2 separate regions of the Mus musculus genome follow, and region 1 is linked to region 2. Evidence: chromatin contacts called from ENCODE Hi-C or POLR2A ChIA-PET data. All regions are on one chromosome and are shown on one strand. The core of a region is the stretch at or near the end of the contact, and the rest is flanking DNA. Distances in the headings are between cores, read along the strand shown.

Region 1 (2,700 bases), core at 121-2,620, 37 kb after region 2:
ATTGTGCTTCACAGTGTTTATGATGTACTTCCTCTCAGCACTGTAAAATTCATCACATTGCTGCAGAGAACTGAATATTTATCTCCTTACTTTATAGAGATGCATACCAATATTCCATACACCAAGCCTTTCACTTATTTCTGGATTTTGGTAATTACTAAAAATGTTGTTCCCAATATTCTTGTCCCTTTTCTTAATCTATATAAACAAGTCTATCTCCAGGGTCCATGGAATATCCACCTGTATTCAGTGATATCACAGCAAAGACTTTCTTGCCTCACATTCTTACCATCAATTACCACATAATTTCTAAATCACTTATAGCCTGGCCCACATTTTATATTGCTGGACTTTGGGATTTTTTTGCCAAACCTTTGAGAATATGGTTGCATCTGATTCTGACTTAAATTGTCTAAGTGACTAAGAGACTGAGTGCTTTTCATATGTCCATGAGCCCTGTAGACATCACTTTCTGTGAGGAGCATTCACCTTTGACCTTTCCTTTCTCTATCATGCTTTATTGGTATTTTTTCATTTGTTTTTTTTAACATTCTTTATATATTTTGCATACTGGTCCTTTTAAAAATTATAAACATTACAATTATGTTTTTCTATTTTATGTCTTATACTTAAACTCTTTGCATTATATTTTGATCCGTAGGTGAGTTTTCATACTTCCTACTTTACCATTTTTCCTTTATACTGTATTTTTCACACAAATAATTTAAAAATACTAAGAAATTCTCTCATATGACTTTCTAAAAGGTTAGAATTATTAAGTCTTTGTCTTGGTTTCCTTACCTGCTATAATAAACTACCTCAGAGCTGGGGATTTATAAGTAACAGAAATGTATTGTTTAAATCTTTGAAGGATCCGGATCCAGGAGCCAGCAGTGTTGGTGTTTGGTGGGAACCTGTTTCCTGTGGACAGGGCCCCTATATGGCCATGTGGAAGAAGGGGCAAGGGAGCTCAGTCACATCTCTTTGGGAGGGCCCCAAATGTTTTCACCCCTAAAAATGTCACACTGGGTTCTGTAACAGTTTCCTCCAAGACTGAAATATTTCATCCTTCAGAGAAGCTCCTTAAGCTGGAAGATAAAAAAAAATCAAAACAACAACAACAACAACAACAACAACAACAACACCCTCAAAATAGCTTCAGGAACTCCCTGAAACTGATCAGATTCACTAGGCCCCTCTCTGCCAGAATAAACAATAAAAGCTGAGAGTCCCTCTCAGACAGGAATGAAGCCAAGTTCAAAGAAAATCTCAGAGGAGTTAAGCTGGGAAGTCTCCATTTGAGCTGCAAAGAAGACTCCGAGACAAGAACAGATGCCTAAAATAAGCCGAGGGGGAGGTTTAGACCAACTAGGGCATCTGGAAAAGAGATGCTCCAACTGACTGAGCTGCCTGCAGGCTGTGCAGTGAGCTCCAGGTTCCCAGCTTTTGTGAGCTGTCACCCATGCTGGAATGGGCTTTGGTGATGAAGCTGTCTCTGAGTCATTTCTGCTCCTGTAAGTGGCCCCTCACCCATATTTCTTTTAGCAAACCCAGTAAAACTGATAGTTCACCAAGTTAAACACATGTCAGCTGTATGTTGGTCAGTCTTGGGTTCCCTATCTGTGATGAATAGACATGTACGATGCTTCTCCGATCAAGTTTTGTCACAGAACAACTGTGAGAATGTGTGAAGATAACCCAGTGGTCTTTAATATACCCAGACTCTATTTTATACATGGGCCCAGGGAAGAATGAGCCAAAATGTCTGCTATAAGTAACTTACTGAAAACGGTGTCTTTTACTTCCTCACCCTCATCATAAATTAGGTAAATTTCCATCATTGATACCTCTGCTGAGAATTTGCTTAGATGCACCATCTTGACAAATTTAATATTATGTCTTAATATCTGATAAAATTAATCTTCATATTTTTATTTAAAAATCAGGTTTATCACAATCTATAATATAAAATTTATCAAGATTTTGATTGAGATTATGCTAGATACATGAAACTATTTAGGAGATGGTGACATTTTTATAATACTGTCTTTTCTAAGCATAAAAACAGTATAATTGCTGTTCATTTAGATAGTCTGTCAAATTATTCTGAACCTTTTTTTTAACCTTTAGAAGCCTTGTCAGTCTTTGTATGGATGTATTCCTAAGTAACTAATAATTTCAAAAATATACTTTGTATGTTATTATTGTAAGTTATATGGTTAACTATTATTTCTTGTTGAAATAAGATATTTTAGGATTTTGTGGTGCATTGCTATTGACATTATCAGTAATATTTTGATCATAAATTCTTCTAGAGTTTTTCACATATACACGGTAGCATTTGGGAACCATGGACTTCTACCTTCTAATCCATGTGTCTTCTGTCAGCTTGCCCTGGAGAGCAGCAACACCCTGACCAGAAGGGCAGAGCTTCTTCATTTTCCTGCTCACAGCAAAACTTCTTTTTAAAAGATACTTGTTTTACTACATGTTCAGTAACGGCACACATACTGTATTAGTCAAGGTTCTCTAGAGTAACAAATTTATCAAGTGAATTTTTCTCTATAAATTTAGAAAGGGGATTTATTGGAATGATTTACCGGCTATGTACCAGCTAATTCAACAATGGCTGCCCAAGAACAGAAGATCTGAGAACCCACTAATTGCTTAGTCTGTGAGGTTGGATGTCTCACCTGGTCT
Region 2 (2,700 bases), core at 89-2,588:
AATTTCACAGATCAAGTGATAGGTTCCAAAGCTAAAGGTGGAGAGTAGTGGAGGTAAGCCCCAGGAACGTGAGTTTTCTGTCCCCTGTATGGATGGACCCAGGCTCCAGCAGGAAACCACAGTGACGTGTACAAATGATCAGCAGCTCCTTCACTCAGTCATTCAATAGAAGGTCACCCCTACTAAGAGCCTGTCTGAATTCCAGGGGACAGTGACAAAGGCCAAGCAAACATATGGTTCACATTGTTTTCCAAGCCAGAAGTCCGATCTCTTTAAAGCTCCACTGTCAGGAATCTGGGCTCTCAACTTTTCTCTTCTTCAGTGAATGACCAACTAAGAACAACCAGGAGACACTGGCAGCGACCCTCGGAAGTCAGGGTCCAAGAGTCTAAATTGGTGTCAATCACAGGCTAGAGGTCACAAGCTTAAGGTTAAGGGGAGTCACCAGGGGTTAAGTGAAAAGTCTACCCTTCCAATGAGACCAGCTAAAGCAGCTTCTGGCTAGACAGTCTGAGGGCTGCCTGGAGGAAGTGGCCTGGAGCCACTTCGTTCAAGCGCACGAGGACAATGCCCTACAGCACTGGGCCAAAGACAGAAGGCAAATGACTACTTGCATGGGACAGGGTCACCCGTGATAAAGCCCATCTCTCTCATTGGCCGCTCCCTCTGAAGGTCACTAGAGAAGGCTGGACTTGAAGCACGTCCTGGCTAAGAACACGGGGTTGATCACTGGGAAGGGGAAGTCATCTACTTTACGAAACTGTTGACTAAGCAAGAAGCCAACTCAAAGCTCACACAAACAGCGGCAGGCAACGGGACTCGAACACCTATGCAGCCAGACGCCCGCGGATGGCCGCTGGCGGGCGCCCTGGCACCGCCCACAGCCCTGGAAACTGCTCCCCAGGCGCGCAGGGCGCTCCCCTCGCTTGCTCTCCACCGCCTCCCTTTTTTTTCTTTCCTGCGGCAGGATCAAGCCAGCTTCCAAACGTGGGCCGCAGAACGCTGCGACGTCGGCGCTCCGCCCGCCCGTGGATCCCTCCGCCGGCCCGAGTCTGCGCGCGGCCTCCCCACTGCACACCACGAGCGGTTTCCCGCGCGGCGCCGCGCCCCACCCCCACCCCGCCGCGCCCCAACCCCCATCCCCGCTCACCTGCCGTCCGCGTCTCCATGGCAACGCCCCCACGGCGGAGGAAAAAAAAAGCCTCGGGCTCTTCCCGGCTCCCTCCCGGGCTGAGCGAGAAAGTCGGACACCCTGAGGAAACTTCGCTCTTTATTTTGATTTTTTTAGGGAAAGAGCCGGAGAGGTTATGGCGAATCTGCGGCATCCAACATGGCGGATGGAGTCTTCGCCCTCCTCTCCCCGGGGATCCGACGCCTACGTAGCGACGTCGGTCGCGGGGAACCGCCCTCGGCACGCAAGGCACAGTGCGCATGCTCGCGGCTACCCTAGGTGCCGGCCTCTCGTCCCGGCGTTCTGCGCGCTGTTTTGGGCCACGCCCGGGGCGGGACGCTGTGATCCTGGGACGTGGGAGTCAGGACCCGGAATGTCCTGAATCCTCTTCCGTGCGGGGACGGCTGCGAGTGGGCAGGCTAGTGCGCCCCTTTGCATACTAGCTTTTCCGGGGCTCAGTTTCCCAAGTTGCCGGTCGGGTTGACTAGGTGTAGTTGGCCCAGGCAGGCTCTCCCAGGGTCCGGGACGAGCCGGGTTGGAAGTGACAGTGCCTCGCACATCTTTTTTTTTTTTTTTTTTTTTTTTTTTTTTGGAAGCTCAGTGACCACCTTTCCGTTTTTTATGTTAGGAGCTTAGAGCCCCCTCCGCACGCTGCAGGAAGCGTCTGTTCCACGTAACTTTGATAGAATATATTTCTACCGACATCGAAGTCCCTTATCCCTACCTATCTTGGTCAGCTTTTTAGCATTCGAAACTGGGAATGAGTTTTAGAGTTGGCCAATTAAGTATATATATAATAATAACAGTCGTACTTGTGCTGGTAAAGCTATCTTTTAGAAAGGTTTTTAAATTAGCCATTGTAAAAAAGTACTCCACACATACAGAAACAAGAGAAAAATGTTAAAAGAAGCAGGACGGAAATGACCGGCGTCTGGGCAGCCCTGGTTTGTTTTTACAGTGCTGGTGAAATGCTGAGTATAGTCCTTCTGTAGTGTTTAGCTTGGAGTGCTCCTCAGACAGCTCTAGGTTCCTCTCTCTTACCCCCACAGGTCGAGGTCATGTGTTTATTACTTCTTCACATTCAGTTGCGCATAACTGTTTGCTACCCCTTTCTGCCATGGACTGAGTTTGCCGAGCGGAGAGAGGGTCCTGTCACAAAGGCCCCTGGGTCTTTTAGTCTTTGCCTACCCATCACAGATTTCATAGTAATGCTACTGAACGACTGAATGAGCTCATTCATTTTGTTCACTTTTTTAAAAACAAAAACCAGAAACGTTGACGTGCCTTTGGGCAGTGAACCTTAAGATGACTGGTCTAATTCTTCATTCTTCTGTTTAGTACATATTTAAAAACATCTTTATTTCAGTGGGCAGGTGAGCAAAGGACAGGTGTTCAGGAAGGTTGTGTAGCTTTTTTGAGATCACATAGACAGTCCATGAAGTGTGTGGCCCCACCTTTCCACAACCCACCAGATGCCGGTAGACACAATGTGAGGAGAATCAGGAAGTTGTTGCTTCACCTCCACTAAC

Evidence for each region. Hi-C counts contacts between places; a loop is a spot of excess contacts on that map. ChIA-PET counts read pairs that join two places held with the same protein, here RNA polymerase II (POLR2A).
Region 1: a loop to region 2 is called in a map of left cerebral cortex, with 5 times the contacts of the local background. The contact joins the enhancer-like site here to the promoter of Zfat in region 2. A Hi-C loop is called at or near these places in 1 of 37 maps with a recorded cell type or tissue (left cerebral cortex). POLR2A ChIA-PET finds 5 or more read pairs at or near these places in 2 of 5 experiments (Patski and embryonic stem cell).

The regions. Positions count from the first base shown.
Region 1 is chr15:68,294,354-68,297,053 of GRCm38, forward strand. No RefSeq gene overlaps it. Among named protein-coding and RNA genes, the nearest start is that of Zfat, 37 kb to the left of the region's middle. Within about 2 kb of position 1,371, at least 1 of the 3 ENCODE cell types and tissues checked has a DNase peak (open chromatin) inside an H3K27ac peak, as active enhancers do; it is left cerebral cortex, where a contact is called at or near this core.
Region 2 is chr15:68,257,518-68,260,217 of GRCm38, forward strand. It overlaps Zfat (zinc finger and AT hook domain containing), which reads right to left and starts at 1,339. Exons shown (of 16, transcript NM_001145888.1): 1 at 1,151-1,339. The coding sequence starts at 1,169.